Regions from separate parts of the Mus musculus genome. Here regions 1 and 3 are each linked to region 2. A link is a loop called in an ENCODE intact Hi-C map of the cell type or tissue named here. Cell type or tissue: heart. All regions are shown on one strand.

What was found. A loop is a pair of places that touch in the nucleus more often than their neighbours do. Peaks named below come from ENCODE experiments on the same cell type or tissue, not always from the same donor. Only the 100,000 strongest peaks of a DNase experiment are listed, where the experiment ranks them.
Region 1: a loop joins it to region 2, with 7 times the contacts of the local background. A loop is called at or near these places in 11 of 42 quality-filtered maps.
Region 3: it touches region 2 in a loop (2.1-fold over the local background); 8 of 42 quality-filtered maps call a loop at or near these places.

What each region holds. Positions count from the first base shown.
Region 1 is chr7:142,578,541-142,586,540 of GRCm38, forward strand. No RefSeq gene overlaps it. Among named protein-coding and RNA genes, the nearest start is that of H19, 4.4 kb to the left of the region's middle. In heart, CTCF peaks have their summits at 1,782, 2,269, 3,293 and 3,494; a DNase peak (open chromatin) is centred at 2,214; H3K4me3 peaks cover 1,564 bases; H3K27ac peaks cover 3,033 bases.
Region 2 is chr7:142,476,724-142,484,723 of GRCm38, forward strand. Lsp1 (lymphocyte specific 1) reads left to right here. Exons shown (of 11, transcript NM_001136071.2): 2 at 7,756-7,902. Among named protein-coding and RNA genes, the nearest start is that of Tnnt3, 18 kb to the right of the region's middle. In heart, a CTCF peak has its summit at 4,638 (motif pointing right); DNase peaks (open chromatin) are centred at 4,628, 5,148, 5,688, 6,618 and 7 weaker places; H3K4me3 peaks cover 908 bases; H3K27ac peaks cover 8,000 bases.
Region 3 is chr7:142,534,299-142,542,298 of GRCm38, forward strand. It overlaps Mrpl23 (mitochondrial ribosomal protein L23), which reads left to right. Exons shown (of 5, transcript NM_011288.2): 2 at 707-829; 3 at 1,772-1,854; 4 at 2,969-3,042; 5 at 6,221-6,447. The coding sequence ends at 6,364. Among named protein-coding and RNA genes, the nearest start is that of Mrpl23, 5.3 kb to the left of the region's middle. In heart, a CTCF peak has its summit at 3,782 (motif pointing right); a DNase peak (open chromatin) is centred at 3,793; H3K4me3 peaks cover 244 bases; H3K27ac peaks cover 7,526 bases.

The DNA of each region.
Region 1 (8,000 bases), 100 kb after region 2:
TCATACTATCCCACGGAGTATGAACAGCCTACGAGTGGCTAACCCCCAGCCTTTGTCCTAGTCTGCTTGACTGACCTTATCTGGCCGCAGTGGTTTCAACAAGGTAGTAGCTAATTTGGGCACTCCTCACCGTCCCTTTTCTGGGTGAGTCGTCACGTTTGTCAGGACTCTCTTGCGATGAGTTTTATTAGTTATCTTACAGTCTGGTCTTGGTCACCCCAGTCAACCGGAGGCACAGTATGGTCTCCCTATCCTACTGAAGTACTACTATCAGTGATAGAATGGGGACAGGAGAGATGCCCTGTCCCTCCAGCCACGTGCGTGCGTATACCATTGCTCTTAGCTTCTGTTGAAAGTTATGCAGCTGAAATCCACAGAGTCAGCATCCACAAATCAGGGCACCAGAGAGTAGAGCAGCTCTAGATGGAAGTGACCGGAGCTCCAGATGGGAGGAGGACTCAAGGGCTGACCAGTCATGACCACTCAGCAGTGGTTCTCACCTATGTGAGGTGCAATAGCACCTTGGCAGATCCTCAGCCTAGTGGCTGCATGTCAGCTGAGTACTCATTTCTGGCTCCTAGTGATCCTTCATTTTTACTCTGTGAAAAGCCCTGGTCATTGCTGTGGGTGGACCCTAAGTTATGATACTGACGGACACCTCCAATTTGGTCATAAATAGACCCCAGCCTCTATTATCTTGGCGCTGTAATGTGTGTCTGTGCTGTCACCTTGTGGTGGTTGTGGCTATCTCTGCGCTCTTAAACAAATGATCCTTTTCAGAGATCGGTATATAAGATGGAAAAGAATGACCCCATCTTCTAATGAGCCTCAAGAACCCTGGCAGCATCAGCAGACTAAAGGCCGAGGGTTGGCCATCACATGTAAGCTATTCACTGGTGTGGTGGCAGTTGGTCTCTGTCTCCCATCACCCCCCACATCACCCTTGCTATACTCCCCTATACTTCCCACTATATCCTCCCCACTACACCCCTGCTATATCCCCCCTGTCATCCTCCCCACCATACCCCTTGCCATACCCCCCACCATACTTCCCCTATGGCCCCCATACTCTCTGCTATACCCCCACTATACCCTCCCTGCTATACCCCCACTATACCCCCGCTATGTCCCCCACTATACCCACACTATACCGCCCCACTACACCCCCATTATACCCCCACTATGCCCCTCCTGCCATGCCCCCCACTATGTCCCCCATTATGCCCCCGCTATGCCCCCGCTATACCCCCACTATAACTCCCTCTATATCCCCCGCTATACCCCTACTATACCTCCCACTATACTTCCACTATACCTCCCCATTATACCCCCTCGCTATAACCCACGCTATACAACCCCACCATGCCACACCCGCTATGCTCCCTCTTGCTACCCACCCTCCTGCTTCACTTCAAACTAAGCGGATCCCTGACTTCTCCTAGTCTCTAATCTCAGCTTTGCAACTTCTTGCTACAGTTCCTAGGTTACCTGGGACATTGCAATGGTTGAACCCCAGCCTCTGCTTTTATGGCTATGGGGTTTCGGTGGACGCACGCACGCGGCAGTTTCTATGTCTCCCGCCTATAACCGATTCTGTATTGAGTTTGGATTGAACAGATCTGGCTAGCTTGAGGAGTCCCAAGGCAGAAGGGGACCATTCCGTAAGTGCACAAATGCCTGATCCCTTTGTTGAACCTGGGGTACTCAAAGCTTTGTCACAGCGGACCCCAACCTATGCCGCGTCTGCCGAGCAATATGTAGTATTGTACTGCCACCACGCGGCATCGTCTGTCCATTTAGCTATAGCCAAATCTGCACAGCGTGGAGAGTGAACCGATCGATCGTGAAGGGCGCAAGACTGAAGGAGCTACCCAAGAAATGTGTGTTGTACCACCCCATGACCCTTATGAATCATTGAATGCTATGCCTGAGTGACCCATGAGTTTGCCATAGGTGAACCGCAATTTTGGTCACCTCTATGATAAAGTATGTGGGACTGCACTGGTCGCTGCTCGGCAACTTCGGTCTTACCAGCCACTGACGATCTCGGGCTGTGTAGGGAATGAGTCAAGTTCTCTGGTTCAGTGTGTAAGGGAACCATTCCAGAGGTGCACACATCTTACCACCCCTATGAATCCCTATTTGGGTGACCCTGGGATATTGCTGGGAATGAATCGCTCCCCCCAAGTTGGCAGCATTTGGGCCACGATATATAGGAGTATGCTGCCACCGCGCGGTAGCATCCGTTCCCTTGTTGCACATAACAGCTTCTATGCCTTCCTATAGTGAGCCACACTGGCTGGTTTTGGGGTTCAGTGACCAAAGGGACCCCCTCCAGAAACACAAGTGTTCCAACCTCTTATAAACCATATCGACCACTGAGGCATAGCGGCTTCGGACATTGCTGTGGGCGAACCCGAACTTTGGCCCTTGGACATTGTCATGGGCAAACCTTAACTTTGGCTGTCTCTGGAACATAATGTTTAAGATGACAGTCACCAGCGCAGCAATTTGGTCTTTCCACTCACAACGGCTTTTGTGCTTTCTGGCATCGAACCACATGCACTGGTTTATGGGGTCTGAGACCAAAGGAGACCATTCCGGAAGGGCATAGGTGTCCTGCCTTCTGCTTTTAACAAGGCTCTCCGGGACAGTGCAAAACAGGTGAACCCCAACTTTGCCATAAGTACGATTATCTGCCACAAACCAGCCAGGGGTCCTACCACCTCTTCAATTGATTTTGGGCTGACACCCAAGGCTTGATGTAGGATTCCTCAGCTGCCAAGCTGGCAGCTGAGCCCCATTGAGAGAGAATGCAGTTTCAGAATTGTTTGCAGCCCTGAGCCGGAGATCATTAGCATCTGAACGCCCCAATTAGAATACGAAAGCGCAAATCACCAGACTTTCTTGTTGGCGGTTCCTTAAGTGATTCTTTGGGTAGGGAGGTCAGGTGTCCTCATAGATGTGCAGAATTTGAGGACCATGCTTAGTGGGGTCTGCATTATGGTACTGCAATACATTCCATGATCACCACACATAGTAGCTATACTTCAATTTTCACACAATAGCGCTGATGGCCCCAGAACCCTATAAGTCAGATACCTGAGATAGCTCTTGAGAACGTTTTATCAAGGACTAGCATGAACCCCTGGCCTCATGAAGCCCATGACTATGGGATCATAGATGGTGATAGGGGAGAAAACTCAATCAGTTGCAATCCGTTTTAGGACTGCGATGTACGAGACTTCACTGCCGCCGTGCGGCAACCCTGGTCTTTACACACAAAGGATTCTTTGCAGAGAGTAAGCCGACCTTGTTGATTTGGGAGTCCGAGTCCACGAGGTACCAGCCTAGAAAATGCATGTGTCCTGCCCCCCTAGTGGCATTTGTGACCCCCCTGAGGTACTGAACTTGGGTGACCCACAGCATTGCCATTTGTGAATTCCAATACCAGGGGTGGGGGGGCTCTTTAGGTTTGGCGCAATCGATTTTGCTGCCACCACGCGGCAACTCCCGCGTATAAACCCCACAACTGATTCAGCAGACGTCCAAGAATAGGGCATGGTCTCCTTGCAGAATTCTTATGCCTCCTGGATGCTCGTGTGAATGTAGCATGTTCCTTTGAGTCCTGGGTGTAAGTGCCCTGCACGCTCATCCCCCGGACATGAAAATAGAATCTCTATTTTCTCACCAACCTTTTTCTTTCCTTGTGGTGATTCGGGAACTGTAGGCAATGGCTATTTTCTCGGTTTTAACTCAGGCTCCAGGCAGACTCAGTACTGTCTGGTCATCAGTTGCTGCACAGAACACACTTACATGGCACCATGGCCCTTTAGCCTCTGCTATGTTCCTCCTGTATGGTCACAGCACTGCTATGTTCCTCCTGTATAGTCACAGCACTTTTGACTGCATTGAATGGACAGTGAGCAGGAAAGCTTCCTTGGTCAGGCTAAACTCCTAGTGGTTCATTTGCATTTCGATGGGATAGAGCTAGATCTCTTCTTCCAGAAACAAGTTAGGCATGCCTTTGTCAATCTGGGGACTGCCAGGGCAGAAAGTACAATGAGGGCAGTAAGCTTTGGCGGGGAGGGGGGCTCTTGGGGTCAAGTCTAGTCTGTTTTGGCCATTGTAATAGTACGTGACATTGAGGACTAGGTGATGGCTAGCAGCTGGTGGGCAAACAGAACCTAACTGAAGCATGGTACTCTAATGGGGGCTAGTATCCAGTGAGAGCCTAGTCTGAGCCCTGTTGTTGGCTGTGGAACTTAGACAAGTGGTGGAGAAAGAGCTCTGCTTTCTCAGATTCCTTCTTAGTAACGTTCCTAAAGAATGAGCATAGAGAGAGTGGAAGTGAAACATCCAGGGGAGCCTCAGTCTCTTCTGAGTTCATGGCCAAGACTTATGTCCTAAACTCACACTATGGCCCTCTCAGTTGGGAACCAGCTCCCGTTGTCCCCTTCTGGACACCATCCCCATATAGAACTAACCACACAATGTGTCTTTTATACCACTGTGAGCATGGTGGTGCCACCTAGTATCTGGACAAAAGCTTGTAGATGATGCTAACATGACAATATGATATTGACTTAGATAAGTTGGTACATAAGAGTGACATAGCTGGTCCCAGCACTTGGGAGGCAGAGGCAGGCAGATTTCTGAGTTCGAGGCCAGCCTGGTCTATAAAGTGAGTTCCAGGACAGCCAAGGCTACACAGAGAAACCCTGTCTCAAAAAACAAAACAAAACAACACCACAAAAGAGTGACATAGCTGGGACATGGACATGGGAGTGTCACATAGATGGGATATGCACCCAGAAGTGTCACATAGATGGGACATGGACACAGGAGTGTCACACATAGGGGATATGGACACAGGAGTGTCACACAGGTGGGGCATGGACACAGGAGTGTCACACAGATGGGATATGGACACAGGAGTATTACCTGAACAGGACATGGGCACTGATGTGCCACCTGGATATAACATGGGCCCAGTGGTGTCTGTAATCTGGAGAGAACATAGGTATAAGAGTGTTACTTATATAGGACATGGACACAGAATATCACTTCAATAAGATGCAGGCTCAGAGGTATTACCCAGGAAGGACATGGGTATAGAGATCTTTCTATATACAGAAGAGATACCTTCTAGACCTTCTAGACACATAGATGGGACACATAGATAGGACACATAGATGGGACATATAGACACATAGATGGAACACAGACACAGAGGAATCTTTTGGACGGGACATGGGTACAAAGGTGTCATTTGTATGGGGCATGGGCATAGGAGTCCCAATGGACGTACACAGAGGTGTTTCCTGAATGAAACATAGGCACATGGATTCCACAGGACAACAAAACAGAGTTGTCATCTTGAATGGATAAGGGCACAGGGGTGTCTCCTGGATAGAATGCAAGAATAGAGATAACACCTGGATAGGACCTAAGCATAAAGGTGTTACCAAGATAGGACACAAACATAGCTGCCTCCTAGATGGGACATGGGCGTAGGTGTCATATGGAGGGGATAATGCCACAAAGGTGTCACCTGGATAGGACATGGGCACAGAGGTGTCACCTATGTGAAACATGGGCACAATGGTATCATCAGCATGTAGATATAGACACATTCCTATCCAAGGATGGGGACATGAATACCAGGGTATGACTTGGATAGGGACAGGACATAATGTGTCATTCAAAGAAGATTGGAGATGCCATCTATAAACCATATACAACCTAAGGAGAAATCAGCTCTACAGGCATGGGCACCTTGACTTTGGCCTTGAAATTGTGGGGTACAAGAAAACTGATTTTTGTGTAGGAAGATGGTTTCTTGTAGCCCATGCTGACCTCAGACTAGCTATGTAATAAAGATGACCTTTAATCTCTGATCTTCCTGCCTTCATCCCCTGAGTGTTGGATGATAAGTGCACCACCATGTCTAATTTATGATTCTGCTTTTCTGAACACTCACTTCTTAATGTTTCTTACAGCCCTTGGTCAACTAGCCTAAATAAGATTAACCTGGAGGGAAGAAGAGTGTAGTAGCTTGATGGCACCCATAGGTTCATAGATTTGACTACTTGGTCACCAGGAGTGGCACTATTTGAAACAATAAGGAGGCATGGCCTTGTTCAGAGGAAGTGTGCCACTGGGCTTTGGAGGTTTCAAGGGCCCAAACCAGGCCCAATGGCTTTCTCTTCCTGCTGCCTATGGATCTGGATGTAGCAGACTAAACCTCTAAAGCGGTAAGCAAACCCAAAATAAATGCTTTTTTTTTAAAAAAAAATAAGAGTTGCCACAATCATGATGTCTCTCCACAGCAATAGAACACTGACTAAAACAGAAAGCAACAGAAACTGTGTGTCAGAGGTGGGTTCCAAATGCTTTCTGCTGCAGCCCAGGTTTGTGGTGTTAGCCCTTTGTTGCTCTAGCTAGCCCACCATCTCAGGCTTGACCCTCAGCTGGTATGAGTACTGAGCTGAATGCTTTGCAGCTTCCTCTTGAAAGGTGCCAGCTTGCCTTGGCAACCCCTTACTGTTGTTTGGGAGTATGTGTGGGTATTTGGGGGTTGCTTCCAAAAGCAGGAATTTATTCTAGCACAGCTCTGAAGACCATAAATCCAAGATCAAGTGTTTCTTAGAAGGCTCCAGGAGGGGTCCTACCTGCTTCTCCCAAGCTCAGGAGATCCTAGGGGTCCTTAACTTGTGACTACATTCCCCAAACCCGGGCTTCTTGTTTACAGAAGCTTCCCCTGTGTGTTTATGTCTGAGTCTAAATGTTCTCTTCTAATGGATGCAGACACCACCATCAATTCCAGGGCACCCTTATCCTGAGTAGATGAGGAAGGATCATTGAGTCATCTGCATCAACCCAATGTTCAGGTGAGGACAGGCCTGAACTGGGGGGGACATTTTGATGCAATCCAAAGTGGCAAGGGACAGACATAAGTTTGACTGTCCACTTGGGTTCCCACATGCCCATGTAATGTCCACATGGCCTGGGACTTGTCCTGCATCTTGCACATCTTTTTTCTGACTTGGTCTCAGAACCTGAGCAGCAGTCTGCAATGGAACACCGTGGCTTGCTTATTTCTGGTTTGACCCATGAGCACTGTGCTTTGGTCTGCAGGCATCATGGGTATCCATTGATGAGCCCTGGCAGGCATACTGGGTCTCCTACAATATACTAGGTAGACACAAAGCATGACAGCTTAGTCCCAAAAGAGGATTCTGGAGATGGGCATAGAGAGAAAAGAGGGAGCCAAGCGTGTCTGAGGGACTGTCGAGTGCTGAGTCTGGTTTTTCAGTCACCACTTTGAGGCCATCTATACATGGTGTCTCCACTGTTTCAGCAATCCTGGCTGCTTTCTGCCTCTGCCCTGTAGCCTTCCCAAGAGTTCTGCTTGCTGCTGCAGCCCAGGTGTGTGTTAGCCCTCTGCTGCTCTAGCTAGCCCACCATCTCAGGCTTGACCCGCAGCTGGTATGAGTACTGAGATGGATGCTTTACAGCTTCCTCATGAAAGGTGCCAGCTTGCCTTGGCAAACCCATCTGTTTTCTTCCTCATCCTTCTGCATCTATTACAGTGCACCCTAACAGCCTCATCACTGTTTCTGCTCTGGCTGCAAAAGGCATATGAGCATCATCTTTGATCTGAGTTCTTATTCGGGGACTGAGCAAACATACACAGACCCTGACCTCGAAGACAAACTGTGTTTTCAGGAGTCCTCCCTCACTCCTGCAGGCTGGTCTTACCAGGTGGGCCAGGCCACCATCCATGTTCCCTTGCATCATAGGACCACCACTATCCCTTGAGCTATCATGTGAGGTGGGTGAAACCCAGGAAGGTGAAGAAGGTTCTTAGGGCAGGTAGTAACTCATCAACTTGATTTCTAGGGGCAGAGTGGGTGCTGACCTATATCTATGTACGGACAATAACAAGAGAAGTGGCCCCGGTGCATAAGGGGAGAAGCTGGCAGATCAGGCTGTGA
Region 2 (8,000 bases):
TGCCACACATCTGTCCAGGTGGGCAGCCAAGTGAGACAATGTGTAAACCTGTGACCAGATGAAGGATGAGCCATTTGAGCAGCGTCCATTAAGAGAGCTATAGCCAGGCCTTTGGGGTGAGGTAGATCTGGGTACAGCCAGCAAGGGAGGAAAGAGGAGGGAATGGCAGTCTCAAGCCAGTGCCAGCCACCGTCGCGTGTCAGGGAGTATGCCAGAGCCTTGCCTCGTGAGCGCTGTGAACATTCTGCCAGGGCTGTCTGCTGCTGTGAGCCACGGTCTCTCTGAGCCCAGTCCCCACCGGAAGCTTGGTGATGAGGATGCTGAAGGCAGTTCTGAACAGCAGAGCTCAGGCACCAGGGAAGTCTCATGCCTGCTGTGCAGTTGGCCTCCGCCTGTGACAAGTCTGGTCAGTGACACGGAGGACACGGTGTGCAGATCCAGTGAAGGGAGAAAGCAAGCTCAGGCCAGCACAAGCCGCCGTCATGACAGGATGTGACAGATGGGAGGTCTAGACCCTGGTGTCCACCCCTAGACCTGAGGGTGACCTGGGACTGGTCAGATTGGTCCAGAGATGATTTGAGTTAGAAGTTCTGAATGAGGAAGCTGCCAGCAGTGGACTGACCAGGAAACACATCATAAAGAGGTAGGGTTCCCAAACCCAGGGGAGGGGATGGGCTTCTTTGTGGGACAACCAGCTTGGTTCTAGACCCTACACTGATGGCAGAATCTTGGTCCAGCCTCTGGATGAGGTGTGGGATAGAGGGGCCTGCACCATTCTTATTTTCTCAGCCTCAAGATCATAAAGAAAGCCTTGGCAGAACCCAGCTATAGACTCCTTTGAAACAGCCACACCTTGAGTTGAGGCTCTGACTGTCTGACACCTTTTCCAAATGCAGACTTGTGGGGGCGTGGGGGTGGGGGTGCTTGCTTGGGCAGTTTGAGTGCTGTAATGGATTGGTGTGGACTACCCCTGACTCAGCCAGGTTCTTTCAAAGGGTTTTGTGGTCCCTAGGTGGACTGATATACCCTCTCTCTGAAGTGTGACTCCAAGGTACATCCCTTCTTCACCCCAGAGGAGAGATGGTGCCTGCCTCACCTGAGTGTGCATGACCCCAGGAAAGAGTACACAGGTGGCAAGATACTAAGTGGGTAGCCCTAGATTGTGAGGTAAGGATAGATGGGAGGCAGATACAAGATTCCCTTCCCATGTAAGGCCCCCAGAGGCCAGGGAGCCACAATAAGATGGTTGTGGGCCTAGACCAAAGACATAGGGACAAAAGGGTGTGGCTCTGTTAAAGATGGGAATAGGAGAACACTCTTGGGGAAAACCAGCTTTGGCGCTGGACACCTTCCTCTCCCCAGATCCCTCACACCATGGTCTCTCCTGGAGATGTCTCCCAGATGCCTATGTTTTTGATGCCCTGATTACTCTGTAGCAGCCCCTCCCACCCCCACGCCACCAGGGCAAGCATGGGTAATGATACTTTGCCTTAAGTATCCTGTGTCGGTTGCATGTCTCCACCTGCTGCCCTGTGTGACTGAGAGAACCTGTGGCTGCTTAGGTGGCCCTTGATCTACACCAAGGGTCGGGGCTGGCCTCTCCGTACTACTAAGATGCACTGGGTAGTGGAACGCTTACCATAGTTGGCACCAGTTGTCAGGGGAATGCTTAAGAAAGAAAGGGAGGGTACCATGGTCCTAGGAAGGCAACTGCAGCTGGTGTGGGGGCAGTAGAGCATGTAGTAGATATTGGGGTGTCATTGAGCAGAAGCAGGTTCCCAAGCCTTCAGAGCCAGGGATGGTGTCAGAAAGAAGCCTTGGTCTCTCTGACTCCCCTTGCGGGTGGTAAGCCCAGGTACAGCCTCTGCTTCCCTACTCCTCAACTGCAAGAAAATAGAGGGGCAGTCCTGCTCTGTTCCACAGAGAGAACTGAAGGGATGCTGGCTGGGTGGGGTTTGTATCCAGGGGTCAAGAGAGGTCAGGTGGGACAAAGGCAGAGGAGAGAGCCAGAAGCACAGCCTGACACTGTGGTTTGACAGGCTTGACAGACAGACAGCCTTCTCTAAGAGTCCCTGGCACTGAACGCCAGGCAGAGATCGGCTGGGAAGACTACAGGATTGGGGGTCCTGGGTAGAGACAACTAGATGTCTTCCAACACAGTGTGCTGCCCCATAAGAAAAGGCAGAATTGTGGGCAGGGTATGGCCTGTGGGGACAGCACAGGTTATGATGGAGGCACATTGCCTTAGCTGTTCATGAAGACAGTCCCCAGGAGCCTTTGCATTCAAAGGGTACTAAGAGTGGCGGTCATCTGGCCCACCTACAATGAACAGTACCTCCGTCTGGTGGGAAGGAGAGAGCTGGAATTCACAGCCTCTTCTGAGGCCCTCTGTAGGAGGTCTAACTCCTAGAACCCCAGGCTGGGCCTGGATGTGTATAGGACGTGTGTGTGTGTGTGTGTGTGTGTGTGTGTGTGTGTGTGTGTGTGTGTGTGTATGGGCACATGCATGTGTAGGAGAGTTCCTTCATTCCTCATTCCCTTGCAGAGCTGCGATCCCACCTAACCCTTATCCTTGCTCTCCCAGGGACATGCACCCATAGGCTCTCCCCACTGCCTTCCCACCTGCTAGCCCATTCTTCTTTTCCCCAGGGCAGGAAACAGGTATGTTCATCCTGATTCTGCAGCTTCCTCCATGTTGTGTCCCCATCCCAGGGCCCTTGTGCTGGGCTGCTCCCATGACAGCAATTAACTCCTTACTGACTGTGCTCACCCCTCATCTGCCTTCTACCCTTGAGGCAGCCAGAGCTTCCTGGCTCTGAGAATCTTTTCTTCCTGACCAGGACCTTCTATGACTCCCATAGCCCCAGCCAACCAATCTTAACTTTTTAATCTTCCCAAGGCCCACCCCTTAGGCTTGGCTACCATAACCCTTCAGAGCTATCTATCCCTTGTACAGATAAACACTAACCAAGTCCCAAGAATGTGGACTGCTTGTGTCCCGAGGACAGGGCAGAGAAGCACTCAGAACACAATAGAGGGCTCAATTCTTAAAAGTGGGAAGCCCAGATCCCATAGGTGTGCTTGGTTGTCCATATCTGTGACCACGGGCAGTAGCCTAAGAATCTGAGCCACTGAGGCTGAGCCCCAGGTATCAACTTGGGTGTTTTTTCCTCCTCTCCTGGATGCCTCCTCTCCACAGTGCCTTGAGCAGTACCCTGGGGTGGGAAGACCTGGGTACCAGGCGGCCAAATAATCCAGCCTTCCCTGTGCCATCTACCCCGGCTCCACTTGGCTACCTCTGAGCTACTCAGGCTACTGCTGCAGGACCCCTTAAAGGTCTCTGCCCTCAGGATGGGGCTCTGGCAGCCATGACCTAGTATTGTCTATCTCCAGGGGCACTCACATCCCGTGCTGCAGATCCAGGCTTCATTCAGTGTCTCTCCCAGCCCAGACCCAGGTCTTGCTGCACATGTCATGGACACTGGACCATTCTGAAGGCCACTTCCCTGTCCCCCATGCCCAGCTTAGAACAGAGTTGGCTTCTCTTTCTCCCACTTACTTCTGGCCTACATCTCACTCCTCCATCCTTCCATGTCTGATCCTGAACAGAACCAGGGCTTCCCACATGTGGGATCTACTCATGCCTGGAAGGGCCACCCTGCTGGCCCATGGAGTCCCTCCGAGGTCTACATACTTCTTGAACAGTTGACTTCATGTCACTCTCCTTCTCTTTGGCCTAAAGGTCCCATTCATCCTTCATAATTGTGATCAAGATCGTGCCCCACCCCTTCAAACAACTTCCTGCAGTGCTTTTCTGGGCAGTGGAGACAGGGTCTTGCCCAATTCAATACACTGACCCTGACAATAAGAAAAGAGTGATCCCACCATGTCCATGCTGTGCTAGAAAGATGATGGAGAGCACACTGAACCAGAACCAGATGGGGGCCAGGTTCCTTTCTCCTCATCTGAGCCTCAGGGAGGGAACTTGTACTCTCCTGCCTGCCTTACATAACCACTCTCCTACTAACCAGGCTCTGCACCCTGAGCTCACCCCACATACCCACCTCCACGCCTCTTTCCGGAGTTGGGTGGCAATTAAGCATTTGTACACCCGAACCCCTCTGTAGATTGTCCACAGGGAGTGGGACCCCCTATATCCAACAATCAATGGGTCCTGCAGCTAACAGCTACAGGGACTGGTGCTTAGAAGTGTGAGACATGGGTGGGGACCTACAGCAACCACTCAAGACTTACCCTGAACCCCCCTTCAGAGGTCTGCCCCTATCTCTGGGAGCCTGTACCAGGAGGTTTTTTTTCCTTGCTCTGCCCCTTCTCCCAAAGGCTCTACCACTTGCACATCAAGTGCACCCCTGATGAGCAGGGCTGTGACCTTGGGAAAGATACTCCCCAGAGGGTAAGAGACCCTGGTGGTCCCAGAGAGTCAATTCAACTACTCCTGGTGGCTGCCTCCAGGCTCCTCACTACTTCCAGTCCCCTGCTACTCAGGAGATGGTGATAGGAGGGGTCCCTGGAGGAGGCCTGAAGGATCCCAGTCCCCAGTCCTCTCTACTGTTTCCCTGGGGAGTGTAGAAACAGTACTGACCTTTGGGTTCAAATTAGCTGGAGGGGGCAGTCACATGGGCAGCCTGCAGGGGGCAGAATTGCAACAGGGACTGAAGCCTGCCGACCTGGAATTATTCTTGGGAGAACAAAGAGGGTGGGTAACTGGGAAAACTGGACCCAGGATGGGCGCTCCTGGCTCTCAGCAGGATCTAGGGAGCGCGGGAGGGGGGTGGGAGGAGAAGGGGTGCGGAGGGTGAAGAGGGACAAGACATTGAGCAGGGGTGCAGAAGGCAGGGGTAACTGCCTTGAGTTAAAGAGCTCCACTCAGAGCGGGAGCTGGTGGGGGTCTATACACCCTGGAGCACCTGGGTGGGGCCCCAGCCCCAGGCCCAGCTCCAACCCCAGCCCCAGCCTGTGGTAAGCCCTGTGACTGCGTGGGCAGGATGTGGGGGGACAGGGCCCCATTCCTCAGCCCCCAGGCTGAGCCCTGGGCCCCCCGAGCCAGAACAGACTCAGGAAATGGTCTGATTGCGTTTGTACGGGAACGCCAAATCCCTTGCAGCTGCGCGGGGCCAGGGCCACGGGCGGGGCGGCCATCGCCAGCGTCTTGACAGCTCCGAAGAACGTGCCAAGGGGTCTGGGCCGCTGGCGGGGGGCGCCTTTCCCAGGCCAGAGGCCCCCACCCCACCCCACCCCAGGAGAGCCACCCCCTTCCAGTTCCCAGAACGGAGCCCAGCTGTGGAATAGTGACGGGGTGAGGTCATGGGGAGGGGGCGCATTACTCATTGCTTGAGGCAGGCGGGAGGGAAAAGGCAGGGGAAAGGGGCCCCAGGCCTCCTCAGCCTCAGAGCAGGGTCAGGAGCTGGGACAAGCTTCTTCCCAGCAAGAAACAGGAGGGGTGATGCTAGTAGACCCCTACCCTGTACCCCCACTGTGTCCCCAAGACTTTGTCCAGGAAGGGCTAAATTGGGGTAACTTTGGAGGGGTGTGGGTCCCACAAAGGATGTTCTCAGAAAATACACTTTGGCCTCCTGCCAGTCCCAGGCTCAGGCCGGCACCACGTTGTCGGGGTGATGGTTAGCAAAACAGTAAATAGTGAGGCAGGGGCAGCCCCCTGAGGGAGCTTGGAAGGGGATGGGACCTGCTGTTTGTGATCCCCTGTTCCCAACCCTTGCCTGCACAGGTTTGAGAGTGACCCTGTGTACTCACGTGTGAGCACGTGTGTATGAGGGCCTGTGTGTGAGTGCCTACGTGGCCACACCAGATGTGTGTGTATCCTGTACCCAGGTCAGGAGAGAGATCTGTGTTTGGGTCCCTGTACTCATTCCTATACTCATTGCAAACCCAGCTCCCAGCCCCTCTTCCCAGGCTTTTCGTGCTGGTGACAGGCTGTGGTAGCTTGGACTTTCTGCTCCAAGAGTGAAGTACCCCAAGGGTTCCTGCAAATAAAAATGCTTGCAGGAAGGTTGCCCTTGTTAGAACAGGTGAAGCTCTGATCCCATTCAAAGTGAGACACACACACACACACACACACACACCCCATACTCCAGAGATGAGCTCAGTCCTGTGCTCCAATCTCCAGTCTTAAAGTGCTTGCACACACATACAAGAACTTTACACATAGGCTCAAATACATGTACACTTACCCTGCACATGCATAGATTCAGATAGCAAGAACAAACTGACCCCAGGGGGTATCTCTTTATGGTCTGCCTCTGAAGCAGGCAGAATGGGGAGCTCTCTTCCCCCCACCCACTCTGCCCTGATATCTTTGGGGGGCTGCTGGTAAACGTGTATGCAAGGAGCGACACACAGAGCTATAATTCACTAGGTGGAGAGGGGCCAAAAGCAGCCCCCACATTGATTGAGGCCATGGAGGGAGCCAGGAGGCCCTCTGCATCTGCCTGTGATGGGAGCCAGGTGTTGGGAATTAAGGGGCTTTCTCAGGCTGGAAGCTGAAGGCCCTTGTGAGGCTGAGGCAGGCAGCTCGGCTTGGGGGTGCGAGGTAGGAGCGGGCAGACAGCTTGCGTGGCTGCGGTCCCATGTGGCTGGTGGGGCGGGAGGTGGGGGATGAGGGAGGAGTGAACCTCATCCTGAAGCCTGCGGAGAGGCCTGGCTTTCGTCTGAGAGGCTTAGGGGAGACCTGGAGAGATTAGATCATGTACTGGCAGGGCTTCCTGGCCAGGGGACTGAGGCCCAGAGGGGAGAGGGATGTGGGGTCATTCGGCGGACACTGCCCGGGGAGCACAGAGACCCCAGCAGAGAGACAACTCTTAGCAGTTTGTGCACCTTGGCCTTGGGGCAGCAAGAACTGTAGAAACAAAGGACCCAGACCCTGTCAGCTCTAGCTGGGTTGTTTGGGGGGTGGGGTCAGGATAGGGGACAGTGGTGAAGGCCTAAGGTATCTACTAGACACCAGAAACACAGGTTTGTTTTGTAGGGTCTCCAGATCCTCTGAGCCCAGCCAGCCTGATTCCTCTGACCATCCCCTGGCTTAGGGGAAAGGGACTCTAAGGAGCCTGGGTGTCAGCTTGCTCTAAGGACTGTAGATATTGCTTGCCTCAGTTTCCCCTCCTTCAAAATAACCCAGAGAGACTCCACAGAGAACTCTGGGGTGAGGGTGAGGTACTCTAATGTCCCTAAGTTCAAGGTAGAGAGAGGAAGAGGCTATAGAAAGACAAAGAAAATCTGACCTGGTGGCTACTAGATGCAGTCTCACACTTAGAGGAGGCTGTGTGGTAGCTACCAACATGGCATTCTTGGGGGGAAGAAAAGAAGGTTCCAGATGGGGACCTTAGAGGTAGCTATCTGATCTCTCTCTCTCCCTCCCTCCCTCTCTTCCTCCCTCTCTCTCCATCACCTTTTCCAAAGTCCTCCTTGGTCCCCTACATGGAACTCTGCTCTAACTTAGGAGACAGCCAGCAGGACAGTTGACCATCAGCCCCAACATTGGTTTGCCTGAAGCCTATGTGAACACTGATGTTTCTTCCAGAGGGTCACCTGTATGTAGAGCCCTGAGATTACTCCCCTGGCCACAGGTGCTTTTACAACTGCCTTTGCATAGCCTTTATCTTGGACCAAACTGAGGCCTGCAGACTGGTCCAGGGGCTTACCCTCACCAGCTGGCAAAAGGGCTCATAGTATGACTATCTCAGTCACATAGAATGACTGTCTCTGTGATGGTGCCTCCAGGCTCACAACTCAGTGGAGAGAAGAAGACGAGGAAGAGGCTGCCCGTGAGCAGCGTCAACGGGAGCGAGAGAGGCAGCTACAGGACCAGGACAAAGATAAAGAAGATGATGGTGGCCATTCCCTGGAACAGCCAGGACAGCAGACACTGTAAGCTGCTGGGTCCTGGACCCCTATCTACTACCACACAGGACCAGGGCAGAAACACATACTGGGGGTAGGGGTGTGTGTCTTGGCCTTAGAGCCAC
Region 3 (8,000 bases), 58 kb after region 2:
TCTCCTGTCCTTCTCCATGTCTGCTCAGGTGGGCATGGAGGCGAGCAGGACCACCAGGCAGAGATCCTGCTTTCTCTACAGGCCTGATAATGGTGGAAACTGGCTATCCCACCAAGTCCTGCTTGTTTAGATAGTTTTAGGTGTCCAGTGAGGTGTTGCTAGCTCGGAGCCATGTTGGAAACACTGTCTTCTCTAGCCCCCAGCCTGTTTTCCTCCCTCTCAAGGAACTTCTGTGGGCCCTGGGGGTGGGGGTGGGGGTGATATTTCCGGGCTGGCCACTCCCCAGAAGCAGGAGTTAGCAGCAGGCCTTTGGAAGAGGTGGTATCTGCAAGCTGAGTACCACCACTGCCCTGTTTATGAGGTCCTTCCTTCCTTGTTCTTACAATTTTACAAGCTGGGACCATTATTCTGCTCCCATACCACAGCTATGAGCCTTAGTTCCTGTTTTTGTTTCTTTCTTTCTCTCTTTTAGCTGTCCTTTTGACCTTTCTATAGGAAGGCTGTAGTGTCAGTAGCCCTGGAACCCAGTAGGGAGGCCAAGGACTAGGCTGGGAAGCTGCTTGTCCCCCCTACTAATGAAACCATATAGTAGGGACAGGTCCTATGTGTAACTGTCCCACCCTGCCTCGATTCTGCTGATGTGAGTGGACACATGAGCCTGCAGTACTGTGTGTATAACCTCAATCCCCTGATTTCTCCTGAGCAGGTACCCCCTTTACCAACTGGGTGGCCCCCAGCTCCGTGTATTTCGAACTAACTTCTTCATTCAGCTGGTGCGGCCTGGTACTGCACAGCCTGAAGATACCGTGCAGTTCCGGATCCCCATGGAGTAAGTGAGGCCCAAAGGAGTTCAGGGGCTGGGGAGTGGCCTCCAGGATGTGGGTCCTGTCCTGTTTTTTAGCTTAGCTCCCCAGGGCCAGGCTTTTCCTGTGGTGGAAAGACCTGGGGCCACTTTGCTTGCTCAGCGGATGGTGGAGGGGCCTGGTGTTTGCAGAGCTTCAGGCAGCCAAAGAGTAAGCATGCTCTTGGCTGGCTTCCTGGCTCGCCCTCCACCTGGGGAAAGCTTAACAGAAAGCCTGAGATTTGTTGAATTCTTGCCTCCATCCTTTTCCCAGGAAAGGAGTCCCCGGAGGCTGGGTTGGAGCATGCTGAGATTTGCAGGGCTTCTAGGATGTGAGCTCTGAGTCCCTTACCTCATTCTTCGCAGTTCCATGTGCCCCCTTTTAAGGAAGGTTCAGTGCAACCCAACTGCTTGTACTGCTCTGAGTCCTAAAATCCACAGGGACCAGCTCAGCAGGGGCAGGGGGCAGGAGCAGATCCCTGGAGGAGCTGGGTTAGGGTCTCTTTGGCTTTCCAGACATACACAGGAGCTTATGGTAGCCAGGGTTGTACTGAAAGCCACCATGGGCTTTGTCCCCCAAGTCCTAGAGAGGCCCCTCTGGCAGCACATGTCTCATAGACCCTAGGGGCGAGTCTTTAGTTACAGATAGGAGCCCAGCCTGGCGACAGGCCTGATATCTTACATTTGATCAGGGTGAGCCCACCTGGCTCCAGGTAATGGTCAAGGATCCAGGTGGAGAGGACCAAGTAAACAACTCTGATGAAATCCCACCCTCATTAACTCTTAGCTCATCCTTTTGTCTGGAGGGGACAACACTGGAGCCAGCCTCACCTGGCCACAGCTGCTCCTTGGACTTTCACCCTTATCCCTGGGTAGGATATCTCTTTATCTAGGCTTAGCTCAAACTTGTTTGCTTTCTGTCTCATCCAGGATGACCAGGGTGGACCTTCGGAATTACCTTGAGCAGATTTACAATGTTCCCGTGGCTGCCGTGCGCACACGGGTGCAGCATGGTGGGTACCTGTGTTGGTGGCTTGCCACCAGGACATAGCCCCTTGTCTACTTCTTGTTGTCTTCAGACTCCAGAGGGGAAGCAAAGGCCTTGAGGGGCTTGGGTGCCTTGTCTTGCCAGAGGGTGCCCAGCCTCTTTCTATGTAGCTCATTGAAGGTCCCCAACACTTCTAGCTGTGACCCTGAAATGTCCTCTGTTCCTTAGAACCACTTCCTTAGCCTGGGCTGGTCTCTAGTAGGCCTCCACAGTCTCCTCCTGTAGTAGATCCTAAAGTAGCCCATCAGTGGCAGATTGATTAGTGCCCAAGGCTGGCTAGTAGTGCTACCCTCTTAGAAATGCCCTTCCTACCGGGCGTGGTAGAGCACACCTTTAATCCCAGCACTTGGGAGGCAGAGGCAGGCGAATTTCTGAGTTCGAGTCCAGCCTGGTCTACAGAGTGAGTTCCAGGACATCCAGGGCTACACAGAGAAACCCTGTCTCGAAAAACAAAAACAAACAAAAAAACAAACAAACAAAACAACAACAACAAAAAGAAATGCCCTTCCTAGAGAATCTCCATTTCACCAGAGAGCAAAGAAATTCCTTTTGTAGCCAGTCGTGGTGGAGCACGTCTTTAATCCCAGCACTCGGGAGGCAGAGGCAGGCAGATTTCTGAGTTCGAGGCCAGCCTGGTCTACAAAGTGAGTTCCAGGACAGCCAGGGCTATACAGAGAAACCCTGTCTCGAAAAACCAAAAAAAAAAAAAAAAAAATTCCTTTTGTTCTTTTAAACTCTTCTGTTGTCATTTCTATTCTCAAAAACATTATTTATTTATTTTTTTGTCATTGACCAGGCTGGCCTTTAACTCAGAGATCTGCCTGCCTCTGCCACCTGAGTGCTGGGATTAAAGGTGTGAGCCACCACCAGCCAGCTCAAAGACTATTTTTACTTAAACAGAGAAACTGGGATGTTTGTCTGAGACCCCCCCTCTGGTGTTCAGCCTGCCTTTTGAAACCCCCCTCCCCACTCCACCTCCAGATGATATCCTGTGCCTTACTAGAAAATGGTTTCTAGATTGTGGGGCTCATCAAGGGGCCAGAAGTTAAGGCAGGGTCTGGTCTGCTGTCCCCTCACAGGCTCCAACAGGAGGAGGGATCACAAGAATGTGAGGATCAAGAAACCAGACTACAAAGTGGCCTACGTGCAGCTGGTGAGTGAGACCGGCTGACCTGCCGCCTCTGTTTCTGCTCACTGTCTCATCTGTGTCCTGGGGCTGTTTGTGCAATTCCCTCTACCTTAGCAGAGCCCAGACCTGGAGATCGGGGCAGGAGGAGCCCAGGTCCTAGTGCACCTCCGCAGATCATCTCTGTAGTCCTCAGTAAATCCATTCCTTATTTTGTGCTACAAGCCCATGCCTTAGTTACATGTGTTTGGAGGAAACAGAAATCAGAGGGTGAATGTGAAAAGCCACCGCTCTGTGAGGATACCTTGCCTGGTGCAGAGTTTATGTTCCCCTAGAAGCCCAGTGCTGTGAAAAGGTTGAGACATCTGGGGTATACGGACCCTACACATTCTTCTGTTAGTCAGCCATGACAGTGATTCTGTGAGTGTGGGTACCAAAGCCCCTTCACCTCATCCTTGCCTGGGGTCCTGGGAGCAGACTCCTAGTCTGGGCCTTTACTCACAAGACCAGACTTGCCTGGAAAGAGCCACATTTTCAAGCTTGCTCTCTTTTAGAGCCTCTGTCCTCGACCCACTGCCTTTGAGACCAAATCTTAACCTACAAGTACCCTTTGGTCTCAGTCTCTGGACAGAATCCCTTTTGACCTCCGGGAATCTCTCAAGGAAGACTCTACTCGGCAGGGTCCATTAACTGGCCCCCCACTGTTTGAACCCCACAGGGGGGCTTCCTCCAATTTCTCCAGTTTCAGTGTAAACAGCTCTCCAGGGAGCCCCAGCCTCCACAGCAGGCCGCTAGATGGCAGTCTCGTGCTATTGAGAATGGGCCCCTCCCACCCTCCCGTGCTGCATGGCTGTTTGTTCAAAGACCCTGTAAGGGAGGGAGGCAGCTTTGCTGGAAAAAGAGCTACAGTTGTTCTAAACAGGGCCTAATATTTGCTGTACATAAAATCAGCCCATGCAGGTGGGAAAGGAAGGCCTGGGCCCTCTGAAGGCTTGTGTGTGTGTTTGTGAGCTAGGTGTTGAATCCACCCATCTGTCTCTGTCACGGCCTGGGGGGCCACATCCATATGCTGGCATTTGCCACAAGTCACTTCAGAGACAGCTATGGTTACAAGTGGCTTTTGAGACATCTGAGCCCCTACATTCCCCTCCTCTTCCCCACCACACTCATGAAAGCTGGACTCAGTAGTTCTTACATCTGGCAGCTGCAGCTGCCACCAGCCATGTCCACCTTCCTCTGTGAAATTGTGATAAATGGAGGGGCCTGTTGTGCCCCCACTAGGCGAGACTTCTCAACCAGAGTTAAAATTTGTAACACACCCCCTTCCCGGCTCCAGCCTAGAAATGGTTCGTGTTTGGGACTTCTGGTTGTATCTGCAAAGGCTGTCTTTGTCTTCTTAGTCTTTGTCTTTGTCTTAGTCTTTGTCTTCTTAGTGTGTCTTTTACGGGTGGGGGGGCTTCTGGCTTCTGGTAACGGCACTGTGAGGCTCAGGAAGGGGCAACTAGGGGAGGGGGGAGAGAAAGCTCATCGTGAGTGTGGCAGGGGAAAGGCAGGTCCCACGTGGTGGGCGACCACATTTTTCTTCTGAGAACCTGATAAACATCTTTTTGGTCTGGTGGGGAGGGAGCCTTAGCAAGCTCTCAGTCCCCACACAACAAAAAGAGCATTGACCATGTTTACACAGAACAGTGTTTGACTGAGTGCTGCACACAGGCCATGAGCTCTAGGCTCCAGAGTAAATGCTGCGGGCAGGCACAGTCCAGCCCAACAATGGCCCGTAGGGGCCCTAGGATTACTGGAGTCAGGACTGGCTTCTCCACTTTTTCCCCTGGCCTTTTTTTCCTTTCCTGCCTTGGGCCCCTCAAAACCGGCTCTCCCTCCTTAGAGGGTGGGTGGCTACATTTTTTTCTAAAGTATGAAGCAATTATCTCTTAGAGATAGTCTTCATACTGGTACCCATAGATGGTGATGCGGGTCCCTCACATCTGCTCTTTCAAAATCCCCCGCTAGCCCCTTGCATAGGCTGTCTTTATCTCTGGACCTTAAGCTGTTTAGGACTTCATCTGCCATCAAAGCCAGCAGTCAATTCTGGATGGGCAGCCAGCTCTGCTTATAGGCTGCTGCCTCCCCCATTTTACTTTTGTAACATGGTCTCCAGTAGCACTGGCTGTCTTTGAACTCCTTGTGTAGCCAAGGATGACTTTCAGTTTTTGATCCTTGTGCCTCCTCCTCCCTTCTCTATGCTAGGATTACAGGCATGAACAACACCAAAGTCTTATGTGGTACTGGAGATCAAACACAGGGCCTTGTGGGTGCTAGGCAAGAACTCTACCAACTAAGCCCAGCCCCAGAGTGTCCACCTCTGACAGAACTTACTAAGTTCCCAGATTCAGAACTCCCTATTTGTCCACCTCCCAGACAAGGAGGAATGGCAGGAAGGGGTCTCTGTCTCCAGGTTGGCTCTTTTGTGCCCCTTCCATCTTACACCTCTTATCTTGGAGACGTTAGTAGGGGCTGCAAGTGAGCTTCCTAGCCCTGAGAGCTTTGCAGAGATGGCTTCTTTCTCCCTTCTAGGGCCTTCACTGGTTCTGGCCCATGTGCTTGGGGCTCCAGGCTGGGACTCAGCCATGCTGACACACTGAACTTGTAGTGAAAGACGTAAAAGCAGTTAATTTGCAAAGCCGGGCTTGATTTATAGACTGCTGCGTATGTAGGTTTCTGTGTACGTTGTGTGCATTTTATTTGCCAAGTTTGGAGCCTGGAGGAGGGCGGCCTTTAATGTGGCTGAAGGCCTTTAGATATTTTGGATGGAAAAAGTTTTAGCATGGCACCAGACGTCATTTGTGTCCTGTTTTTCTGCTCCTAGTTCCTGCCCCCAGTTCCACCGGCAGCCGCCTGGTGAATGGGCCTTTGCTGGACTGCTTTTAATGAGCCCTGGGTTGGTGCAGACCCCTGTAAAGAGATAATGTCCATGAAAAGGTCCATTGTCCTAGTAATAGCCTGCTGCTGATAGATAAAGGTTGGAGGGCTGGCCTGCAAGGTGTTTGTTTTCCCAGCAGGAACCCTGCCTAGAGACACTGGCGGCTCATCATCCTGTTGTCTGTCTTCCAGAGTCCAGGATCATTAGCAGTCCAGCCATGAGTCCCTGGGTGTGATAGGAAGGCTAGCCTGTGACTCTCAATTAAGCCCCTGTTTCTTTCCCCAGGCCCATGGGCAGACCTTCACTTTCCCAGATCTTTTTCCAGAGAAGGACCCCCGTTCTCCAGAACCTCTGGAAGAGGAGCTACCCCAGCAGAGGCAAAGCAGCGACCTGAGGTGCCCTGGTATCCCTTCCTGGTTTGGCCTATGACCTATGACAGCAGGATTTGGACCACAGACCCTAGTGAGCACAGTGGTTCTGACAAGCCCAAATAAAAATTCTTTGTGGAGAAAGAGCTGGTGGACACTTTGCCTTTTGTAGTGGATTATACATCTGGGTTCCCGACACATGTAGTTCAGTAGCCCTGACAGTGGGTAGAACTTGAGGTGGTTCAGTATTCTGGGGTGCAGAGACAGCAGTGTGAACATCTATACTTGACAGCTCAGGGTGGCTCCATGGGAGCAGAGGCCCACTGCTAGGCAAACATGTGAGCCCCAGGAAACAGTTGCAGATTGCAGTCCTCATTCAGGGTTGGGGGACAGGCTGGGAGGGAATTGCCTGTCCAGACAGGTTTTAGTGTGTGTGATACAATGGCAGGAAGGACGTGGAAGGGCAGGAGGGAGATCAGAGACAGATCTGCAGGCTCCAGGGACTCTGACATTGCAGGGAGATAGCCAGGCCACCGCGACCAGAGGCTATGGGTGATGAGACATGAAAGAGCCCCTTGGAGACAGTATGACTCTCAGGACGGAGGTTCTCAAGAGATAACAAGGAGCAAAAGGCCAGCAGGATTGATGGCTAGATAAAGGCACTTCCCTTTGAGCCCAGGGCCCAGAGTTTAATCCCCAGAAGTCACGTAAAGTGGATGGACAGAGCAAACTTCACAAAACTGTCCTCTGATTTCCACACACATTCACAGCACACATACCAATAGCATGGCCACCACGCATATGCAGATCATTTTTAAGAGTTTAAAGGCGCCAAGTCATGTGCCTTTAGCTGCGCTGACTAGAATCATGAAGGCATGTGTCTATCGCTTTTCAGCATTGATGTCTGAGTCTGTGTGCGGTGGTGGTGTTGGTTTAGATTTGGTTTTTTGAGACACGGTTTCTCTGTGGAGCCCTGGCTGACATGGAACTCGCTTTGTAGACCATTTTGGCCTCATGCTCAGAGATCTGCCTGTCTCTGCCCCAAGTGCTAAGATTAAAGAAAGGTGTGTGTCACTATTCTTGGCCTGAGTTCTGTGTTTGTGACTGTGACAAGGCGTTGGTGTGTCTGCCATTTTACTGACTGACTGGGTCCGTCAATGAAGTATCTCTGCCTGTGTTCCTTGTTAGTGGGTCACTATGCCTGGGAGTATGACTGTGTCTCAGAGTTGTATGTATGATTCTGTGACTGATTTTGTTTGTTTTTGTAATGTGTATGTTTTGTTTTGTTGGTTTTTAGTTTCTCTTTGTAGTCCTGGTTGTCCTCAAACTCGCTCTGTAGTCCAGGCTGGCCTCAAACTCACAGAGATCAGACTCTGCCTCTAGAGTGCTAGGATCAAAGGTGTGTACCACACCCAGCTGAGATTGTGACTATGTTTTAATGCATCTGTCTCAGTGTGTGTCTGAGTGTGTGTTGCCTAACTGCCACAATATGTAGATTGTGACAATGTATGTGTCTGAGTGTAGCTGCTTCAGTTTGTGTGTCTGAGTATATGACTGTGTCATTGTGTGTCTTGGTGTGTATGTGTCTGTGTGTTGGTGTGTGTGTGTGTGTGTATCTGACTGTGTCAGTGTGCGTGAGTATGAGACTGTGCCAGTTGTGTATGTGTGTGTGTCTATGATATGTGACTTTGACTGTG